Linked DNA regions of Homo sapiens: region 1 is linked to region 2. Evidence: read pairs that join two places in POLR2A ChIA-PET (ENCODE). Cell type or tissue: PC-9. All regions are shown on one strand. Links, peaks and the distances in the headings refer to the core of each region. The heading gives the core; the rest is flanking DNA. Region 1 has its middle 12 kb from the start of PLPP3. Region 2 has its middle 18 kb from the start of LINC01767.

What was found. ChIA-PET counts read pairs that join two places held together with the same protein. Peaks named below come from ENCODE experiments on the same cell type or tissue, not always from the same donor. Only the 100,000 strongest peaks of a DNase experiment are listed, where the experiment ranks them.
Region 1: POLR2A ChIA-PET joins it to region 2 with 5 read pairs; 4 of 35 experiments call an interaction of 5 or more read pairs at or near these places.

What each region holds. Positions count from the first base shown.
Region 1 is chr1:56,588,467-56,593,853 of GRCh38, reverse strand. No RefSeq gene overlaps it. Among named protein-coding and RNA genes, the nearest start is that of PLPP3, 12 kb to the right of the region's middle. In PC-9, for the core only: no CTCF peak of the experiment used is centred there; a DNase peak (open chromatin) is centred at 3,123.
Region 2 is chr1:56,394,185-56,399,571 of GRCh38, reverse strand. No RefSeq gene overlaps it. Among named protein-coding and RNA genes, the nearest start is that of LINC01767, 18 kb to the left of the region's middle. In PC-9, for the core only: no CTCF peak of the experiment used is centred there; no DNase peak of the experiment used is centred there.

The DNA of each region.
Region 1 (5,387 bases), core at 83-5,082, 190 kb before region 2:
TAGCATTAAAAAAAGTGAAGAACTGATATGTGTTACAATTTGGATGAACCTTGAAAATATTATGAGGCTGGGCACGGTGGCTCATGCCTGTAATCCCAGCACTTTGGGAGGCTGAGGCAGGGGGATCACCTGAGGTCAGGAGTTCGAGACTAGCCTGGCCTAAGTGGTGAAACCCCGTCTCTACTAAAAATGCAAAAATTAGCTGGGCTTGGTGGTGGGTGCCTGTAATCCCATCTACTCGGGAGGCTAAGGCAGAAGAATTTCTTGAACCCAGGAGATGGAAGTTGCAGTGAGCTAAGATCACACAACTGCACTCCAGCCTGAACAACAGAGTGAGACTCCATCTCAAAAAAAAAAAAAAAGAAAGAAAAGAAAATATTATGTTAAGTGAAAGAAGCCAGTCACAAAAGATCACACATTGTATAACACTATTTATATGAAATGATGAAATGTCCAGAATAGGCAAATCCATGGAGACATAAAGTCAATTAGGAACTACCTAGGGCTAGAGGGGTTGGAGGAAACAGGGAGTGACTGCTAATTGCTATAGGGTTTCTTTTAGGGATGATAAAAATGTTCTAAAATGGATCGTGGTGATGATACGGGTCTCTGTGAATGGACTAAAACCATTGCATGGTATAGCATAAATGGGTGTATGTTATGGTATGTGAATTACATTTCTATATTACATTGCTATAAATCTGTTTTGTAAAAAAGAGAGGTAATAGAAAGGAAGGAAAGAACATAATAAAAGGGGCAGTAATAATAATAATAATAATAGTAATAATAAGGCCCCATATTAGGAAGGAACTTAATATCTATGAGTTGACAGATATCATGGTACCTATGATATTAGAGAGAAGGCCAATATCCTTAAGGTGTACGAACAAGTTGGAAAATAAGCTGCAGTCAGATAAGGACCATAGTATGAGGATTTTAAATTTTACCAGAACCCCCAAAAGAAAGATTTAGAGGGATTTATGCAAGCAAATGACATAATCAGATTTCCATTTAAAAAATCATTCTGTCTGGCTGGCGTGGGGAGAATTAGAAGTGGGAAAGTGTAGAAACTGGGAGAGCAATTAAAAGTTATTGCAGTGGACTAGGAAGAAAGGATGGTTGAAATGAAGGCAGATATAAGAGATGGACTTTGGTGTCTATTTTGGAGACAGAATCAGTGAAAGTTGGCAAACTGAGTGGACGTACGGCATGAAGGATATGAGTAGATGGAGATCCCACTTGCTTAGATTGAGAAACCCTGGGGAAGAGTCATTTTAGGTGTAGTTCTGGCTACACTAAATTTGAGATGCGTTTGAAAATAACCCTGTAGACACACACATCAACAGTTTGATATATGGTTTAGATTGGGTTTAAATATTGGCTCTGCCATTTACTAGCTACGTGACACTGAAAACCATTATTATTTTTCCGGATTCCTTCATCTGTAAGATGGAGATAACATAACCTGCAGTAGCCAACTAATAATCTACTGGCTTATTACAGCTTGTTGGTTTAAGGCACAGACTCTGAACCTCCAACTGCCTGCATTTGGATCCTGGCTTTGACATGACTATAGTTGTATGATCTTGGAGAAGTTACTTAATCTCTTTAAGTCTAATTTTCTTAATCCCAAAATGGGGATAATAATAGCACCTATCTCATAGGGTTGTTAAATAAAGATACGCATTAGATAATATATGCAAAGTGCTTGGGGCTGGCACTTAGTAAGCAGATATAAGTGGTAGTTAATGATATTATCTCACTGGGTTGACATGAAGAGATGAGATAATACATACGAAAGGAACCAGCACGTATTAGATATTCAAAGAATGTTACTAAAGTTTCCTTCCTCATTTTTCACCTGAATTTTGTCTTAATTAAACTTTCCACTTTTATTTGGACTAGGTTAACCTAGACATTTTCTCAGTATGGTAAAGCCCAGTAAATTGCCCACCAGTTTAAGATGGGAGATAAAGGCCAATGAACATTGCCGCAGGAGCAGAAAATGAAGAAAAGAATGTCTAAATGGGGAGGCACAATCCAGGTTGGGGAGACAGAATGCAATCAGCAAATATGAACAGTGGACCAGACCATATCATTCCTGAGAAAAGTGGGATTGGTTTGGAACATTGGCTGCTATGAGATGAACCCCACAGCTGTGTGTTTTATCTAATGAATAACAAAGAAGCAGGCCTCTTCAAATGAGGACACGACTTCAACAATATGTAAGAGCATCATGCACTCCTCCTGAGAGCTTTGTGTGTGTGCCATCCCCACTGGTCCTTCATTCATTCACTCACTTGCGCATTTGTTTATTTTCTAGTTTATTCAACAAATATTTACTGAGCACCAGGCATCAGGGAGACAGAAGGGGGAAAAAGGTGAATGTTCTTAGCTCGATGGAGTGTGAAATATAGTGGGGGAAGACAGGAAAGGAACGACAAGTAGAATATACAGTGTCAGGCCGGGCGCAGTGGCTCACGCCTGAAATCCCAGCACTTTGGGAGGCCAAGACAGGCGGATCACCTGAGATCAGGAGTTCAAGACCAGCCTGGCTAACATGGCAAAACCCCGTCTCTACTAAAAAATGCAAAAACATTAGCCAGGCGTTGCAGTAGGCGCCTGTAATCCCAGCTACTCCGGAGGCTGAGGCAGGAGAACCACTTGAACCAGGGAGGCGGAGGTTGCAGTGAGCCGATATCATGCCATTGCACTCCAGCCTGGGTGATAAGAGTGAAACCCTGTCTCAGAAAAAAGAAGAAGAAGAAGGAATATACAGTGTCAGATAAATTCTATGGAGAAAAAGAAAGCAAGGGCATCAGGGGAGATGCAGACACGGTAGCAAAGTAAAAGTTTGAAGAAGGGGAGCACTCCAACAGAGGGAACATTTCGTGCAAAGGCCCTGCTCATTGTATCTCTGTCATTCTGAATCCCATTTTCCCATCCTCCAAAATTTAAAGAAATAGAAAAGTTTCACCGGGCTGAGGAAGGTAATGTTCTTAGTATTAGTTTCTAGGGCTGCTGTAACAAATTACCACAAGTTGGGTAACTTACAACAACAGAAATATGTTATCTTACAGTTCTGGAGGCCAGCAGTCCAAAATCCAGCAGGGCCACATTCCTCCAGGGAACTTCTGGAAAGGGCTCATTCCTTGCCAATTTCAGCTTCCGGGGGTTGCATCAGCATTTCTGGCTGCATCTCTCCAATCTCTGCCTCTGTCTTTACATGGCCTTCTTTGTGTGCCCATGTCTTCTCTTCTGTCTCTTATAAGGACACTTATCCTTGGATTTAGGGTCCACCTGAGTAATTCAGGATGATCACATCTAAAGATCCTTAAGCCAGGCGCAGTGGCTCATGCCTATAATCCCAGTGCTTTGGGAGGCTGAGGCGGGTGGATCACAAGGTCAGGAGATCAAGACCATCCTGGCTAACACGGTGAAACCCCGTCCCTACTTAAAATACAAAAAATTAGCTGGGCGTGGTGGCACGCACCTGTAGTCCCAGCTACTCGGGAGGCTGAGAAAGGAGAATCGCTTGAACCCAGGAGACAAAAGTTGCAGTGAGCCAAGATCGCACCGCTGTACTCCGGCCTGGGCGTCAGAGCTAGCCTCCGTCTCAAAAAAAAAAAAAAAAATCCTTAATTTAATTACATCTGCAATGACTCATTTCCAAATAAGGTCATAGTCACAGATTCTGGCCATTAGGATATGAATAGATCATTTGGGGGGCTACCATTCAATCCACTACACTCAATAAAGGCGTTTCAGTTCTTCTTTGTCCATGTTATGGACTTTCTCACGTTCCTCATCTTTTTTCTCTAAGTTGAAAAGTTGTCTTTGAGAAAAGTTTTTTCTTTTCTTTTCTTGTTTCTTTTCTCCCTCTCTCTCTCTCTCCCTCCCTTCCTCCCTCTCTCTCTCTTTCTCTTTCTTGGAGTGTCTATACAGACATAAGTGAGGTAGATGACTGAGAATTATCTGAGATAGAGACTTTCATATGGCCACAGCCATTAATATGGTTCAAGGACAAAATCATGTTGGCATCTGTTCGGGAATTGCAATGAGTAAGTACGTTAAAATTTCAGAATAATTATTTCTCTGTTGGCCAAACAGGAAATGGATAAATATAACCAATGTTCACAATTTGGAAAATTGAACAAATTCTTCTGTTTACCCCTTTTCCCATTCATACCATACATAGCTAAGTTATGTTGCCATCCTTATTCATACTTTCATTTATACTTTTTCTACTTTTTGACTGTTTAAATCTTTGTTGCAGTATAACATACGTGCAATCGGTACAAAAGCTTTATGTTCACATATTAATCTCACACTGTTTTTACATATCTGTTTAACCATGTAATCATCATTCAAATCAAACATTCAGAAGGCTTCTTCCCACTTAACAATCCCTTCCCCAAAGGTGACCACATAGTATGCACTCCTGTGTAAATTTCTTTTTTTTTTTTTGACATATGTCTGAAAGATGCATCCAAGCCCTTTTGTGTAGCAGTGGTTTACTTTTTTCAGTACTGCATAGTATTTCACTGCGTATCACTGTATGATATATATTTATTCTAATTTCTGTTGTTTCCATTTGTGAGTTATCATGAATAAAGCTGCTATGAACCTTATTGTACAAGTCTTTTGGTAGACAAATGTCATCATTTTTGATGGCCGTATCCCTAGAAGTGGAATTACTGGGCCATCGAATAGACATAGGTTTGGTTTTAGTAGATTTTACCCAAGAGTTTTCCAAAGTAGCTATACCAATTATCTCTCCAGTTGGTCCATATCTTCACCATTTGATATTGTCAAGCTTCCAAACGTTAGCCATTCTGATGGGTATATATTGGTGTGGAGTGGTATTTCATTGTGGTTTTAATTTGCATTTCCCTAATGACTAATGATGTTGAGCACTTTGTCATATGTGTATCGGTCACTTGTATATCCTCTTTTGTTAACTGCCTATTCAAGAATTTTGCCCCCCCCTTTTTTTTAAAAAAAAAAAAAGACCACATCTTTGCTTGTCTGTCTTTTTCTTATCGGTTTGTAGGAGTTCTTTTACATACTCTGAATATACATCCTTTTAGTGAATATCCTTTTTGGCCATGTATTGTTCCAATCTGCGGCTTACCTTTTCATTTTCTTAATTTTATGTTTTAGGGGTCAAACTTTTTTTGTAAAGAGCCAAATAATAAATATTTTAGGTTTTGCAGGTCATGTGGTCTCTTTTGCAACTAGTCAGCTATGCCATTTAGTGCAAAAGCAGCTACACACAATACGTTTACTGAATAAGCAAAAACTTTATCATTCTTCTTTTGATTGTTTTTCGGCCATGTAAAAATTTAATAATTATTCTTAGCTCACATATTGTACAAAAACACTTG
Region 2 (5,387 bases), core at 288-5,287:
CACCAGCTACCCTTCTTTATCAACTTATATGTTTACAGTGATGAGACTCTGGTAGCTACTTTGTACAATCCCATTCATACCATAGTTGGGTGCACAAGAATGTCAAGAACTCAGGTCAGTCTCTGGGAATTTGGAAGCGATCTAGTGAGAGAGGCTTAGACTTCCTTTGGGCTGATGGCTCTGAATGGTATAACCTTAGAAGATGCTGCTAGTCATGTTGTCTATCTGGACAGGACAGATTTGGAAACAAGTATAAGTGCAGGGCAAGGAATGAAACACATTTCACGGAGAAATAGAGATGAAAGATGGAGTTAGAGACAAGTTTCTGGTTCCAGAACCTACTTGTTCTGGAACCTACTTGGTATGTTCTGGAACATACCAAATTATGTTCCTTGCTTTGTGTTTCAGGACATACCCTTACATTCTTATGATAAAATGCTCCTTTTGGCTCACATTATTTCCACTTGGTTTCTATTAACTATAGTTAATAATTCTTTCTAACACTTTAGCTAATGGCTCTCAAAGTGTGACCCCTGGACCACCATCATTACCTTCATTGGGGAATTTGTTAGAAATACAAATTCTCATCCTCATCTCATAGCTATCAAATAAGAACATCTGAGGGGAAAGTTCAGAAATTTGTTTTTAAAAATACCCCCAGGTATCTCAAGTGTGAGAATCACTGGCCTAGCTGTCTCAAGTATTGGGTGGAAAGAACAAAGACAGGTCGAGATTGGGACCTCAGATCCGTGAACTAAGGATGTGCCTCTGGGCAAGTCACATCATCTCTTGAATACTCAGCTTTCTCAGCAGTAAAATGAAGGATAACGATGTTTATATTACACAGCAGTTGTCAGAAACGCACAGGGATCTGGGCACTTGAAAAATATCAGTTTGTTTTTGTCTCTGTGGATCCTGTTCTGACATAAGAAGAGAAGTGGCATTGACTTAGGTCATTCATCATGGAGACACAACCTGATGTCTCCATTGATTAAAAATCAATCCATCACCTTAAGGGAATGGGTTGCTGTTCAGAGCTCATACCTAATCAGTGTACCTAGAGCTTAGTTCTGGGGCCAGGCTTCCTAGGCTATCACTGGACAGTTGGGAATTAAACCCAATAAATATAAAACTTGTTTTGATCTTTTAGGTTTCAATGATGTATTTTCCTACTGTGTGATCAAAATCACACAGTTTGGTCCATAGTAGAATAAAATAAGAAAGTCAATTAGTTTATATTTGAGGAAGGAAAGCACAGGCTTCTATTAATTTATTCATTCACTAATTTAGTCATTTGTTTACTTGCCATTTATTCATTCACTAATTTAGTCATTTGTTTACTTGCCATTTATTCATTCACTGACTCATTCACCCACCCAACACTCAAGCTACTTCTTGCCCTAGATACCATGCTAGATACTAGGGATTTATAGATAAGACACTGTGTTCCCTCCTTCCCTGCTAATTGTTGACAGATAACAGGATGAGCAAAGATAAGAAGACAGAAAATGATCTTGGCACCAGGGGATTATGGTCACAAGATCTATCTTGCTGAAGCAATGTTAGGAAGTATGAGGCATCAGAGTCAATGCTGGTCATAGAATGAAAAAGCTATAAGACAACATCTGCTTTGGTTTCAACAGCATACCATTCTGCAGTTAAAAACAGCTGTTATTTTGCAAGGACCTCGCGTTTTTTTTTTTTTTTTTTTTTTTTTTGGGTGGCCACTTTCAAGCTGACCCCAGATGATGACCATCTAGCTGGTAGATTCATTTGCCAAATACTGTTCATACTCTACGAGGAGTGGGCTGGTTAGTACTCATTAAAAAAAATCCATGTGTCTGCTACTACATGATGGCTAAATCAGTCCAACCCCAAGTGAACTCCTTCTGGTATCTAGAAAGTCTGGCTATTTTCTGGTTGAATCTCCACCCAATTCTTGGCTTTCATATCACTGAAACTTCAAGTTTATATGCAAGATGGGGCAAAAACATTGAACCTCTCCCCAGACGGGTCTTTAGGAAATTCATCCAAATGTTTCCTCAGACATATCCTCTAGGGAATTCTGGGGCCAGTATTTCAGATACAAAAGAGATGTGGATGGTCTGGAAGAGGACAGCTCCTTAGTGGCTGAGTGTTTCATCCTGTCTCATATTTGAAAGGTGGTTTTTCTGCTTGCGTCAATTACAAACTGCTTTAATGAGAGTCAAATTGTGTCTTTCTTATTCCCAGACTATAAGAAGAAGAAAAATAATGCCTAACATGTTGTATGGGGTAGACAACACTCCTGACCTCACTTGACCCTTGCCGCTATGCTGGAGGAGTAGTTATTAGCATTTCATTCTCATTTAACAGATGATGACGTTCATTTTATCAAAGTCAAAGCGTCTGAGTTTATTTTTAACTTGGGTTTCTAGACTATAGATTTTTATGTTCATTTCACTGTAGCAGACTATTTTTAAGGAGAACCATTGTTACCAGTACGCAGGATCACAAGGAACTCCTTGAGAGACCTTGGAAATGTGACAAAATTATCCTCTGAGAGTTAAAGTTTAAGATAGGGACAAGAGGATTAGTGAGGAGACAGGATGGCTCCCAGGTCGGTGAGAGTCAGCTGATCTTAATCCAACCACAGATCTTAAATCTATTTGAAGAAAAAAGAAAAGCAGAGTCACAATGGAGGGAAATGTTGGTGTTTTATCCATGCTGTGAGCTAGGAATCACGTGCTGCTATCTTAATTGGGTGCTATTAGATGGTTTATTTATGTAACTCCTCTTGTGCTGATACCTCACTCACCTGGCAACCTTCAGAGTGTGAACGTGACATCTCAAGCACTGCAGCCAGGGTGAGAGAATGCCTTGGCTGGGCCAATGTGAGGATTCCACGTTCATGTGCTGGTAGCTTCTTAATCTCACTGTATAGTAACATCTGAGTAATACAGCTTCCAGGAGATTACTGTTGGTGTGTAGGAGAGAAGGAACAGCTCTTGGAGGCTGATCAAATCAGGTTTCTGAGCCTCTGGAACTGCAGGATAAATCCAAAATTTGGGCAATTTCATTAAGAAATGGAATAAAATGTTCTTCAGGAAGACCTCTTGGAAGATTAAACCATCTACTGCTTTCTCCTGGCAGCATGTTTTCTTTGCCTGGCAGATGCAAGCCTAAATTAGGGTTCACTGCTATTCCTGTAGCCTTGGCCTCGTTGTTGCTAAAGGTCAGTGGTGCAATACATCCAAACCTTATGTCAATTCCTCTCCAAAATAATTAGCTGAATACCCAATCAATTCAGGATCATCACCTAGGAAGGCGAAGAGGAAGATAGGATGAGAGAAACGCTGTTCCTCCAATTCAGGTGCCCAATCTTGCAATACAGAAATAGACTCGTGCATAAGTAATTTTGATAATTTCAAGGGTTTTCTATGTTCCTAGAATGCATCAGCCAATATAGGGAACATTTTATATATATCATTTCATTTATTTTTAGCAACTAACCCATGAACAGATGAAAACATGAAGTCTTGAGAAGTAATTTGCTACATGTCACAGAGCTAGTAGGGCAGAATGTAGATTTGACCCCCTGAGATATAAGCTGCTGGAAAGACTATAATTGAAGATCTAAATAGATGAGCGTATAGAGCATGTGGCTGAAATTGTTCTCCTAGCAATTTCCATTCGTTACCTGATTCTGCTCTGGGAGCTCATAAAAATGAGAGCCCCTAGGCAATGTGAAGAGCACTAACTCCTTCATCAGTAAAAGAGTGACTTGGAGAAATTAATGAACTCTAATCTAGAGTTCTAGTCTAATATGAATTGACAGAGAAGGTCTAAGAACCATTTTCTTTCTTTTTTTAAAACAATTAATTTTTTTTGAAACAAGGTGTTACTCTCTCACTCAGGCTGGATGGAGTACAATGGCATGATCATACCTCACTGTAACCTTAAAATTTCTGGGCTTAAGGGATCCTCCAGCCTCAGCCTACTCAGTAGCTGGGACTACAGGCACGCACCACCACACCAGGATAATTTTTTTGTATTTTTTTTTAGAGATGGGTTCTCGCCATGTTGTCCAGGCCATTCTCAAACTCCTGGGCTCAAGCAGTCCTCCCACCTTGTCCTCCCAAATTTCTGGGATTACAGGCATGAGCCACTGCATCTGGCAGAACCATTTTCAATATCAAAAATTATAAAGGAAATATACCTTTATCTCAGATAGTGTTGCACACACTGCCTAAACTGTTTTGGCTAGAATTATATCAATCCAGTCTAGTTACACTGAATATCTCATTACTCATCATGAGCTCTGATTAACTGGTATCAGTTTATTGAATGTTAATAAACATATCTTGAGTACTTATCTATTATATGTAGGGCACTGAACTGTGTTCTACAGATATAGAGACAAAAAAGATGCTTTTCCCATTTCAAGAAAATTGTAGTCTAGGAATGGGGGAGCATAGCTCAATAAGCATTTTAAAACATTTTCTTTCAAATTATAACAATAATACATTCTCATTGCAAATAATTCAAACAGTAGGGACATATTTCTTTTTCAGGTGCTGGAGAGTGGTTGAAGGATTTTATGCTAGAGCCTCATGTAATAGGATTAGCCTTTGGAAAGATCTTTCTGGCCGCCATGTGGAGGCTGGCCCAGAGCTGCACGGTACAGGAAGCAGGAAGTCTCGTCTCAGAGACCAGCAAGCGGGCCATGGTGTGATTTCAGTCAGAGGTGGGGAGGGCCTGAACTAGGACCGAAGATGCTAATGTGGATTTGAGAGCTCACTGGGTGGGAAAGTACGTGTTGGGTTACTGAACAATAGGGAAAATAATACAACTTTGACTTAAGAATTGGGCTTTGCTAAACAAATCTTTTTACAAACTGGTCTCCTAGAAAGGGCTCTGAAGGCACAGCTAACCAAACAACTATCCCTCCCAGGCAAGAGTTTCCCCACCAGGTGAATGGTTTGCCATGTTTCCAATTCCAGGAACTAGCTGGAATAACACTTATGCAATGGGAATGCACGAGGCCCACCTCCAGGAGCCTGGCTGGTGGAGAACTTGGCAAGACTGGAGTCCTCTGCGGAGTGGAAACTCCTGCGGTTCTGCTTCAAGTGAACTTTACTTGGATGGCTGACTTCAGAGGAAGTCAGAACGGGCTGCGTGGAAGGCTGCATGGGTCTGGGCCTGGAGCCACTGGCAAAGAGGAGCCGGGGATGGGTGGGAGAGTATGATAGCACTTCATGAACAAGTCTATGGTAGAGGAAGCAGAAGACACTGTGTTGGTAGGAAACCCTGCTGTCTTTCCCAGGCAGTGGATAAAATGAGGGCTTAGGAGCCAAAATAGCCTGCTGTGTCACTTCAGCACTGTGTGACCCTGGCAAAGTCACTTA